Linked DNA regions of Homo sapiens: region 2 is linked to region 1. The links are chromatin loops, found by intact Hi-C in ENCODE. Cell type or tissue: dorsolateral prefrontal cortex. All regions are shown on one strand. Links, peaks and the distances in the headings refer to the core of each region. The heading gives the core; the rest is flanking DNA.

Region 1 (6,326 bases), core at 711-5,710:
ATAAAAAAAATTTTAGGGAACACAATACAAGTTATCAAAAAATTGGATGAGTTTGTTGTAATAAAGACAGGACTGTATGTAGTTTATATTCAAGTTTATGGATTCTTCTGAATACTGAATAAATTGTCAAAATGGTACTGAAACTCTATGTGAAAGGCTCAGCCTAAATTCTGTTAATCTGGCTGATACATCTTTCTGTGATTTTAAAAAAAGATTCGGGAGTGGGGAGGGATAGCTTTAGGAGATATACCTAATGCTAAATGACGAGTTAAGGGGTACAGCACACCAGCATGGCACATGTATACATATGTAACTAACCTGCACATTGTGCACATGTACCCTAAAACTTAAAGTATAATAATAATAAAATAAAAATAAATAAATTTAAAAAATAAAAATAAAAAATAAAAAGACTCTAAGCAAAAATTTTAAGCTTATTCCAGCACCATGATAAAGATTCCTTGGGACTCGATTATATTCATTTATTGTGTGGATCCCATGTAACCTGTCTTTACATTTTACAATGTACAATTTACAAAATAACACAGCATACAGAGCACATCTAAAGCAGGTGGTAAAATGGAGATGTGCCACTCTCATTGTGGGTTTATATAACACATAGGAATCTCCTTAGTCTATGCTTAAAATATGAAACTGAGCAAAAGTCATTGGTCAATATTTTTATGAGCATAGATTTCCTCTCCAGTTTCTTTATCAGTAATACATGCGATAAGATCAGAGTAGCCTGTGGCCACTCAATGGTTAACATATTAATTTATTAAAACTTTCCAATTTCAACCAGTTGGGTCGAACTGGAGAAGTTAGGGAATTTGAGGAAGTTGGGGATTTTTTTTTTTTTTTTTGTGGGACGCTGCCAATTACGGAATTGATAAACTTGAATTCACACCCAGTGGTGGAGCTCAGTCACCTTTTTCACAAAGTGAGTTTTCACTCTTTATTTCTGTGTACTTAGCCTAGGGCTCCCTTTCCCTTACCAGAGAGTTTTGCATATCAGAAATGATTGAGAAAAAAATAAAGTTATTATGTGCACTAGGAACTGAAGACAATGCCTGCAGCCAAGGTTAAGGAAAGATTGAATGAGGTATGGTACCATTACTTGTGTATTATGACTACTCTCCAATTTGGAGAAATAAATACTGTGTAATAATCTATTATCAGATAGCCAGTGCTGCCCATCACCCTTTCTTCAGTCCTTTTTATTTGGGTACACAGATGTATCAAGGGAGGATAAATTAATTAACTATGCATAATTACCAAATTCTCTAAACACACGCAGACTTTACACAGTGTCTTTGCTGGACAGTGCAGGTTGTTGGTATAGATGGTAGATAGCCATCATCTAATGTAAATCTATTCACACAGCAGGGTCAAGTGAATTCAAATTCAAATGATGCACCCATAATATGTTCTCTAACGTGAAGCATTGTAAATTTCCTCACTGCAGAATGCAATAATGCCTTCGATATAAGGTATTCATCCCGATTATACTAATCACCATGGTGCATTTAGATATCCAAAGATACTGTATTTTGAGCATATAGGATTTATATAACTTTAAAATTTTGTGATTCGGTATTTTTACTTGGCTAGAGGTATTAATTTGATTAAATGCACACGAAGACTTTCTCCCAATACCCAAAGAAAACTATTTGCATTTTTTAAAATTATCACAGCTTGTTATATAATTACAGCCTCTGGGGCTAGATTTCTTTAACAATGCCCCAGTCTCCTCTCTACTGCTTCTCTAATGACAATACACTTTCCCTTCAAAGTTTCCCAACCTATTGCTTTCTATAACTTACCTCTTCCTGTAAGAAGCAAGTTTGTTAGCTCATTAATACAGAACTTACAGAGAGGGTTCACTACATATCGATCTAATTAAAACGTTTTTGAGTCAGGACAACAATAATAATGGGATTAACTATTGTAATTTGTGCAGCCAAAGTATATACATAAATAGGTAATCTTTATTTTTCTATATTACTGGTGGAAAATGAATTTCAGACATTAGGACCTGGGAGAGTCGGGAGCTACAGCTGCTGAGCTAGTGCCCCTCCCATGGTTCTGGCCAGCAGCCCTGACATCCCTGCACAAAGTAATCACAGATCACAGCATTTAATCACTGAAAACAAGCACTCCAGAGGACAGCGGTGTCAATATCCCACTCTCTCATTATCTGTTTGGATTGCACATCCACACTGTCAGATAAACAGAGTGGAAAATTAAGATTAAAAATATGGTAATTTCATTTCAGGCAGCAGGCACCACTCACTGCCCCTATTATGCTATTGATTACCTCTGAATTCAATTTTTCTTTCAATGCAAACTTTAATCTGTTTGCTACCCAGCAATTCAAGTCCCCAAGGGCTATTTGAGAGTAAGTAACCATTTAATCTGATGCTAACTGAAAAATCACCGTCCTTAATGAATTGTGTAAATCATTCAGCTCTAAAGCACCTTTGACTTCTATTTCATTTTTTATTTTCCACTCAATATAGGAAAGGATCGGCGTGTGAATAATTACAAAGTAGCAAGTATTTTTACATACAGCAAATATGATAAAAACCCTATTATAGTGGGGCATGTGTAATGAACAGTACTTTTTAATTTCAAAATAGCTATTCATTAAAAAAGAATGGGAGATTAAAAAGAGAGGCTCAAAGCTCAAGGTAAAAGTTGATAGACATTGTAATTACATGGTTAATTTCAAAGATTTATATGCTGTTATTTAAAAGGAATTTTTATGACCTGACATTTTCATTTGAGAAGATTTTTTATTTAAAATTAATCTTCGAGCTCCTATTCTTAATTATTTCTTGGCAAGCGATAAATGGTAATACAAAAAAAAATGCCCTATATCAAATTTTAAGCGGAATAAATGCATGCGAATTTTCGAAAAGCAATAAAGTGGTTTTTACTTATTTGAATTGCGTTACATTGAAATCCCCTGTTGGGGGAATTTGTGGGCGAGAGCTGGAAATTATTGGCCCATTTAAGGGAGCAGCAATCTTACTGCAGTGCAGCGTTTATGACACTTGAAAACAGATTGGAGAGTGGGTTTTGCTCGGGCGACTTGATTGTCTTTCAAGTTGGCGTTAAGAGTTTTCAACAGGTCTCCTTCCCTGCCAGCCGGGACCCCGGGGGTCCCTCGGAGCAGGGCGGGTGGGACCGCTCGGCCTCCTTCTCTCGCCCGCACGGGCGCCGCCGCAGACCCGGAGCAGGCACCCGGCGGCCGCCGCGTGGGCTGCAGCTTAGCCTCCTCTGCGGGCGCCCGGCAGGGCTGCGCGGCCGAGACTCGGGGCGCCGGCGCCGGGGCGGCCGGGAGCTCTGTCATTTGGCAACTCCCTGCAGACTGATGACACGGCGCTTTCCATGGTCGAGCCCCACAAAGTGTAGGGCTGCGGGGCGCACCTGGCTGGGCTCCTAATTACCCGGCCTGGGACGCACGGGGCAGCCGCGGAGGGTGGCGCCTGGGGTCGGGCCGGGGTCCCCTTCGCCGCAGTCCCGCCCACCCGCAGCCTCCGAGGGGTCCCGGCCAGGGCGTTCTCCACACGCTCGGCTACCTGCAGGGGTTCGCCACTGCAAGCCGGGCCAGTAGAAGTTTGGGGGCGAAGGCAGAGAGCATTTCCTTCTCGGCTTTTGGCGCCTCCACGCTGCACAGAGGCAGGGGCGACTCTGCAGGCCCCGTTTCCCCCATCCTCCCCTCCACCCCAGTTCCCCGCAGGACGTAGGCGCCGTCCCTAGCTCCCCCTTCTGTCCTCGCCCTAACACCGCAGGGCCTCTCCTGGGGATGTGGGGTCCTGCGTGCTTTTGGGGGCTACAAAAAGTGGGGGCCGTCGCAGAGCAGAGGGAAGCTAGGAGCGGGCAACGAATTGAATCCTGGAGACCCGGGAGGAGCGAGGCTGCTGCCGTCCCCGGGGAAAGGGCGACTTCGGCGGGGATACCCCGTGCCAGGCCCTGCAACTCCCGGGCCCTCGGGAATGGGATGGGGGAGGCGCGGGGTGCGCGCAGCTCCCGGTGATGTTAAGGCGTCCGATGGAGACTTGGGTTATTTGCTTCGCGTATCCTCCCCTGTTCCTCTGCACCGAGCTCCTGGCTGCCGCTGCGGCCGCTGTGTGCCCGAGGGGCGGCTCTGTAACCCGGCTCCAGGCATTTCTTAGGTTTCCCATCCCCGCCCTCCAAGCTCCCGGGAGCGCCTGCTCCGCTGCCCGCAGACAGGCGTCGTTCAAACCTCAGCTCTGCTCGGTCTGCATTCATGGACCCCAGATCTTCACCCTAGGATTTCCATCTCAGCATTTCACGTTCCCGGGGAAAAAGGGAGAGGGAGAATGAGAGATAACCGTGAGCGCCTAAGCAAGGGATTCCTTGCAGCTCCATTACGGGAGATGCCCTTTTGCTCTAACTCCCTGTAACTTAAGAAGAGGCTGCACAAAGCTCTGATCTCGGGGAGGAGTCTTGGGGTGGAAAGTACAAAAGTCAGTTGTGCCGGGCAAAAACTGAAGTTGAAATCTTATCCTGCACCCAGCTCTTGTTTTGAATTTCTGAACTTGAGCTAGTGAGTGTTATTTCAGGTTAAGAATAGTTCTGGGAGGGCGTGGGGTAGTGGGGAGGGTGCAAACTTCTTGCTTGATCCATTTCCACTCTTCAACCTTAAGGACTACCCATTTTAGCTTACAGGATGGTAAGCCCCCAAATCAAAACCCTTTCATTTACTCTATGGATTTCCACTTGCTCAGAGGTGTAACAGCTCTGTAGGCTTGGTTTTATCATTAAAAAAGAAAGAAAGAAATCAACATTAGCAAATACTTATTTCATTCACTAAATATTTATTGAGCACCAGACACCGTGCTAGGCAGAAGCCGGTCACGGTTCAGGCAGTTTTATAAAACATTTTATTTTGTTGGAAGCAATGAATGGCTGCATAACAATACTTAATGTATTTTAAATGCATGCATTACTTCTCCAACTGGCTATAATAGCTTCCCTAGAACTCATCTGAGCTGTCCTGTCAATGACGGTTTAAAGACCGTGAATCCTACAGATTATCAACTACTAGGTACTGTCCAGAAGGTGATCATCCGCCCAGAACTTGGGGCTCTGACCTTTTAAAATACATTCAAAACTATAACCTTTATAGGTCATAATGCTGGAAATGTTGATGCATTCAATGAAGAGCATATTTTGACTACTTTCATTTCTATATTGCCTACATTTTAAAAATTTTTTTATTTGCTTGTTCCAAAATTTCCAAAGGCCACATTCTCAGTGTGGTCCATGAGGCAGCATATTTTTCAATTTTAAAATATTGAATTATGTGCAGACCTCAAAAGAAACAGTAAACGTTTGTTCTGATCTTTGCTTTAAAAACGCCTGGGCCAATTAATTTTTTAGCTGTTGATTTTTAAAGTAACACTTTCACCGAGAAGGAGGTGGAATGTCAAGAAGCTGAGCCCATTAGGTTTGCATTTTCTCAGTCTGAAAATGCATGCAAAACAGCGCATTTGTAAATGCAGACCTGTGACAGTATATGTAAATGGAATATTTAATAAATGCAAAGCCCCTTTAAAATAGTAACCAACAGTCTGACCTGTCAAATGTGACAAAAATACAGGTTTATGTTTATCCCTCTGTCTTCCCTTATGTCCAGTGAGTTGTATTGAAGTCTTATAATTTTGAAGATAGACTATTAGCACAGAAAAACTAAAACAGGCTTCCTACCATTACCCCCTATATTTTCTTGATTTTTTAAAAATTATGTTTTTGTTGTTTAAATGATCATTTCTTCTGGCTTGGAAATTGGGAAATTGGGTGGCAGGAATCAAGGAGCAGGTTATCAGGAATACTAAAACCTTCCACGGAGAGGTTGCTACTCTGGCTTAATTCTTTTAATAGCGGGTGTTTTCTTCCCTCTGTTCCTCAATTACATTTTAAAAACAATCATAGGCAGGAGCATATATAAGACATAAATATCACTTTCCCTTGAGTTTTAAAATCTGACATTGGGAAATAGAGAATGGCATTAAAGAAGCTGTCCCTTCCAGTGTAACTGTTAGAGTTCATTTAGAGGAACGGGCCCAAATGGCTCTCCTGGTGAAACACTTCTGAATCAAAAGCTAGTCTGACTGTCAACCACTTGGACCAGGAATCACTTAGGGTTTCCCTCGGGAAAGGACTATGTTGGTAGCATTGATGGGAAAAGTAGTGACGGGATGGGGGGTGCATATAAGGAGTCCATATGGAGAAGCTGAGGAGCTCTGTGGAGGAAATCCCATGTATCAAAGCTACTAAGAGCTGAGGAGAGCAGT
Region 2 (6,326 bases), core at 449-5,448, 160 kb before region 1:
AGCTATTAAAGTTCAGTAAGGCCAGGCACAGTAGCTCACACCTGTAATCTCTGCACTTTGGAAGGCCAAGGAGGAAGGATTGCCTGAGGCCAGGAATTCAAGGCCAGCCTGAGCAACATAGCAAGACCCCATCTCTACAAAAAATAAAGTTCAGAAATTTAGATAATACATGTGAATTGTGAGTTAACGGGCAAATTTGTGCAGGTCAGCAGGTCTCAGCCACAATATTGTGATTTATCAAACTGGACTCCCCAAATAAAATGAAGTCGTTGATTTAATACAGTAATAATTAAACCTCCTCTTTTCTGCTTGGGTCTCAGGAGGAAAAAAGCACGTTTTGCGTTTCCCTTTGGCTTGATGTAGCAGCTAATGGTTGATGATGCTTGGTGGGGAATAATGGAGACAAGGAAGATGCGTGTGAATCCTGAACTCCAACTGGAGCTGGTGTGTCAGTTGGACATGCTAAAGGCTAAAAGGGAAGTACCTCCAGCTTGCACTGCATGACACCATCATCATCATATTAACCACATCGTCGCAGCCAGTGTGACCGTGCATCTTGGTCTGACCGGGAAAATTCCAGTTTAATCCTAAGGTGCTGCCATCATTCTTAATAACACACCTTTTTACTCTCAAAGCTGTCCCAATGTGATGATAAATGATATAGCCACTGAAGTCATAAATAATATTTAGTGAGCACTTGTTATACACTAGGCATTTACTTCATATACTGTTTGTTTTGTCTTCCCAACAACTTTATGAATTAGGTGTTCCTTTTAGCCCCAGTTTACAGATGATGAAATTGAGGCAGCATTTAAGAAACTTCCCATGCTTATCCAGCTTGAACCCAGCAGTCTGGCTCCAGAACCCAAAATCTTAAACATTTTACTGCTTCTTGCAGAGAAAATACGGGGATCTGCTCCACATGATCCCCTTCTATCAGGTCCATCATAAAATACTATCACCCCAGTGGAAATACCTGAATCTCTGACAGTTTTTTACCCTGGAGCCATGTGTCGGAAAATGGGAATCTAGTTAATTTTAGCCATTTTAATCTTGTTCTCCAATTTAACTTATAAACGAGCTTCTTTTCCTCTTAAGAGTCTGGCTAGAGAGTGCCCAATTTAGTTAAACCCCAAGTTTAGGATTAGAAAGGACTGCAAAAGCTGCAGATTGTTCGAGTTAGCACACAAGAGTTGCTCTGCCACACTGTCATTTGTTAAAAACCAACTTTGTCACTTAGGCAAATTGCCTCATTTTGACTTTATTTGTCACCCGCATGCCATGAGTTGTATTATGATCCACATTTTAAAAATGAAAAAATATACCGAAGAGTTTAACTGACCCGTGATCACTTAGCTAGTATGCCTCAATGCTGGAATTTTAAACCAGGTATCTGACTCCAAAGTTTATAATTTTTTGACCTACTACTGCCTACTAAATACTCAATTATTGATTAACCAATATATGTGTAGTATGTGTGTGTGTGTGTGTGTATATACACTATACTATATATATACATACACAATACATATATTGATTTATTGCTTATACATATAAACATTTTTCATAATGTCCAATATAAAATTAGGTGACACTGCCTTTATTCACTTATTGAGCAAATATTCACTGAGTACTTTCTATTTTTTAAAAAAATAGGGACGGGGTCTTGCTATATTGCCCAGGCTGGTCTCAAACTCCTGGGCTCAAGTGATCCTCTTGCCTTGGCCTCCCAACGTGTTGGGATTATAGGCATGAGCCACCATGTCCAGCCTCAAGAGCACTTTCAAAATATCAAATTCTCTGCTTGGCAGTTGTGGATGTGGTGCTGAACAGTATGGGGTTCCTTCCTTCATGAAGTGTGTATGCTTTAGAAATGGGAAAGACAGACACACAAAAAGATATGCTACAATATGATTAATGCTATAAGCAAATGGCAAAATGAGAACCTCATGATGGAAATGATGCATTTTCTCTGGGAGAGAGTATGGAAAGAACTGACATAGAGTAATGATGGGAGATGAGCCAAAATATAGGTCAAAACTAGATTGTGAAAAAAGACACATGCTACATAAAATTGTTGGATTATGTTCACAGGGAAACACACCAGGTAATTAAGCATGGGAATGACACGGTTACATTTTGATTTGAGAAAAATGGCCAAGGATAGAGAAGAAAATTAACTGGATGCAGAAGATATGGAGGTAGAGGATAATTACGAGGTTATTGGCCAAGTGTGGTGGCTCACATCTGTAATCTTAGCACTTTGGGAGGCCAAGGCAGGCAGATCACTTGAGCCCAGGAGTTCAAGAACAGCCCTGGGCAACATGGTGAAATCCGATTTCTACGAAAAAAAAAAATTAGCCAGGCATGGTGGTGTGCACCTGTAGTCCCAGCTACTTGGGAGGCTAAGGTGGGAGGACCACTTGAGCCTAGGATGTCAAAGCTGCAGTGACCCAAGATCATGCTACTGCACTGCAGCCTGGGCAATAGAGTGAGACTCTGTCCCTCTCTCTCAAAAAAAAAAAATTTAAAGGAGGTTATTGGACTGGTCCAGCATAGACATGATCAACACTTGACCTCGTATAAGAGTAGTGAAACTGGAGGACAGGAGACAGATTCAAGAGCCATTTCAGTAAGATCTACAGGATGTGTACTTAGGATTGGATTTGACATTAGGTATAAAAGGGCTTTGGTTAATTCCAAGGCTTTTGGCTTCTGTAACTTGGTGGATGCTGGTGCCCTTTAGTAACATAGGGAAGAAAATATGTTTTGCTTTAGTCCCCGTTGGAAATATGGATCGGGTGCTAGTAAGACAGGCAGTTGCTGGAGAAATGGGTTGAAAAGCATTTCTAAAGAGGTGCTTAAAAGTGTAGAAATGGATGAAAACTTCCACCCTCACTTTGATTAGCGTACACTCCAACATGGTGGACTACTTGGCCAAAGATGACCCTCATTTGAGCAGTTTGCACAAGCCTGTCACACTAATCCTGATTCCTTAGGGGGATAACTTCCTGTGAGGAAAACTAAGTTTGTTTTGCAGCTGCATTTCATGTTTACATACAGTTTTTACAAGCTGTGTGGGCAGCCCAAGCAGCCTCAGGCAGGTGGTCCAGTTCCAATTCTGAACCATTGCAAAATGAGACTCTAGACTTCAAAAAAGTCAGGGAAAGGCAAGACCTGATCCAGAAGTCTGTGTCATCTAAGTTAGGCCGATAGTTCTGAGATGCACTTCTTTCTAATCATTAGCCAGTTTATCATAAAGTGGATCTAAAGTTGTGAGGGCCGTGTAAGAGCTACTCTTCCTGACAGCGTTGCTGAATGGTGGAGCCAGCCAGAAGGTTCTGAGGCATTAGAATATTTTCCTTTGGGTTTTTACAAGACAAGGAAGGCACCTACCTGCTTCAGGTGCCATATAGACTGTTGTATGTGCTTATTGGAGCCTGAAACTATGGTGTCTCCACTTATCCACAGGGCATGGCCTTCAAAGACGCTCTTTCCACATACAAGGTGTGGGTGTGGATTGACTCATGTTAACCCCCATATCAGAGGTGGTTTGGCAGAGGGGTTAGGAGACTAGACTCCACCTAACTCTCTAAATCCTGGCTCCACTGTTTATTCCCTCTGGGTTTGGGGCAAGTGGCCTAACCGCTTGGTGCCCACATTTTCCTATACATGATATAGGAACAATAACCGCACATAACTCAGATGATTAAATTAGATAATCTGTGTAGTGTGCTTAAAATAATACTTAGCACACTGTAAGCACTAAATGAATATTAGCTACCATAATGTTTTATACCAAGTTTGGGTTGATTGCCTATAGTGCAATGACTATAGTAATATTTCACCATAGTGATATATTTCACCATAGTGATATATTTCACCATAGTAAAATAGCCAGGCCTGCCATGTTTTCAAAAAATTCTTTTTGAGGATTGCAAGACTTCTGAGACTCAGGAGTCTTTGTACATGGCCTTCACATTCTCAGTTAGAAATGTACCTACCTATAGGGCAAGTAGGACTTTGGTTGCGTGAGGACTGTGAAATGACAGGTCAATGTATTCATTTTCCAAAGTACTTTCATTTGGCACTTTCTCTATCACTAAAAGAAGATTAACACTTGACATGATAAGAAAGTTTGATCAACAAAAACCTGTGATCCAGCAGATAGGATAGAATAGAAAGTCACTTAAATAGACTGGACATTTAACAAGGCTGACTTCCAGCAAAATGCTTGCTGATGACTCAGTTTATCTATAAAAGAAAAATCAGGCAGAGGCAAATCATGAAAGAAATGGATTAACAGTGTTAAAGATGAGATAGGAAGGAAAGGAATTAAAGGGAGAGATTGTAATGGTCAATAAGAATAAGGAATAGAATGACCCCAGCCTGAATAATCTTATTTGATCATTGGTTGATATGCGGCTGATGGGAAAAGATTCAAAAGCAAAGAAAAAGAAGTCAAAAAGCAGACAAGTCTCTGTCTGTCTGGCTTTCAGTCTTTCCTTGGCAAAATGTGGGGGTTGAACAAAATGACCTCTATGGCTTCTTCCAGTGTTGCCATTGTGTAATAACACAATTCTGCCACGGAGAAAGAGAAGTCCGGGACTGGAGTTATGATACATGCACACACACAGAGCATCTATTCACGCGCAAGCATCACAGCTACTTATGATTTGACTCAATTATTAAATTTTAATTTCACATCCCTCGTGTGTCGGTCATCCTTTCGTTTTATTTCTTCTCAGCTTTACTTCTCAGCAGTCATGATTTTAATCAGTTAGGAGCCGCATGCTGGAAGACCTTTTCCACATAGCTTATTTTTTCATGCCCTCTTTGTCTCACTGTAGCAGTTAGAGGGAAAAACCCTGCAAATGAAATAAGACCAAGTGCTTGTGTTTAGAGGGGAACAAGAAGTGGGAAATATGGGGAGACTAGCTATCTGGCAGCCAGACCGGGGGGAAGAACACCTTCAGAGAAGACTGGGTAGTGTTAATTACTAAGAAGAGGAGAAAACAAGCTCTGTTTGAGGATATAAGGATAAAGAAAAGAAAATAGGACATAGGCCACTGGTCTAGTTTAAAACAGGGCTATAAAGAGGCCTGACAATATGCAATGTAACATTATAAAAGAGTTCATTGTAAGCTTTAAAAATATTCCGAGAAAAATTGCCTTTGATAGTTTTGGGAAGCAGCCACTTATCAGAGACTGATGTTCTCTGGATTTGTATTCTGTTTGTTTGTTTTGTTTCATCTCAGACACATTTGGAAATTTCAGCTTTTTCATACACAAAGATTAACCAGTCAACCACTGGATGCTGAAAATTGTCCATTTCTAATTTTCTACTATTTTGAACTCATTTTTGCTTAAAGCTTTCCATTTATTTTATTTAAAAAACCTAGACAGATATGAGATAAAGTATTTGGAAACTGTAAAGCATACAAAAACTAAAAAGTGAGTGTGTTAGATTCCTATTGTAGCTTTAACAAATTGCCACAAATATCTTATGGTTCTGTCGGTTGGAAAGTTGTCTCGGGTCGTTGGAAATCTGACTCAGGTCTCACTGGGCTAACCCAAAATGTTGGCAGGACTGCATTCTTTCTGGAGACGCCAGGTGAGAATCGTTTCCTTGCCTTTTCCTGCTTCTGGGGGCTGCCTGTAGCCTTTGACTTGTTGCCCCCTCCCTCCATCTTCAAACAGCAACATTGCATCTCTTTGACCATTCTTCCACTGTCACATCTCTCCTTGACCACAGCCAAGGAAAGTGCTCCAATTTTAAGGACTCATGTGATTAGATGGGGCCAAGCTGGAGAATCCAGGATAACCTCTCCAGGATAATCTCTCCATCTCCATTTTTAACTTAATCACATCTGCCAAGTCTCTTTTGCCATGTATGGTAAAATATCCACAGGTTCCAGAGATTAGGGCATGGACATCTTTGGGGGTGAAGGCATTATTCTGCCTTCCACAGTGAGTATTCAAATCACTCTATATTAAAATGAAGAACAGTGGGTTTTTTTGTTTTTGTTTTTTTTTTTAAAGAATAAAGCCTATTGGATGCTAGATGGGCTATACAGAGTTTCTACTTAGAATCCCAAAGTGTGCTTTTTATGGTCATTCTTAATACGGAGTGCACCTATTTCATATTCCTCCCTGAATTATTATTTACCCTTGGGTTATACACTGGGACAACTTTCATTCCCTGCACACACACACACACACACACACACACACACACACACACACACACACACAATATTACAGTACAGACTTCCCCAGCTGTAGAGCACATTTCTTATCATCAAACACAGTGTTCGAAATCTGTC

The links. Hi-C counts contacts between places; a loop is a spot of excess contacts. Peaks named below come from ENCODE experiments on the same cell type or tissue, not always from the same donor. Only the 100,000 strongest peaks of a DNase experiment are listed, where the experiment ranks them.
Region 2: a loop joins it to region 1, with 2.0 times the contacts of the local background. A loop is called at or near these places in 2 of 110 quality-filtered maps.

What each region holds. Positions count from the first base shown.
Region 1 is chr13:94,964,479-94,970,804 of GRCh38, forward strand. No RefSeq gene overlaps it. Among named protein-coding and RNA genes, the nearest start is that of LINC00557, 7.6 kb to the left of the region's middle. RefSeq lists enhancers at 1,732-3,087, 1,784-3,118. In dorsolateral prefrontal cortex, for the core only: a CTCF peak has its summit at 3,770 (motif pointing left); DNase peaks (open chromatin) are centred at 3,383 and 3,513; H3K4me3 peaks cover 1,703 bases; H3K27ac peaks cover 2,322 bases; H3K27me3 peaks cover 5,000 bases.
Region 2 is chr13:94,802,003-94,808,328 of GRCh38, forward strand. All of the region lies in intron 2 of LOC101927284 (a long non-coding RNA gene), which reads left to right. Among named protein-coding and RNA genes, the nearest start is that of SOX21-AS1, 92 kb to the left of the region's middle. In dorsolateral prefrontal cortex, for the core only: no CTCF peak of the experiment used is centred there; no DNase peak of the experiment used is centred there; H3K4me3 peaks cover 718 bases; H3K27ac peaks cover 729 bases.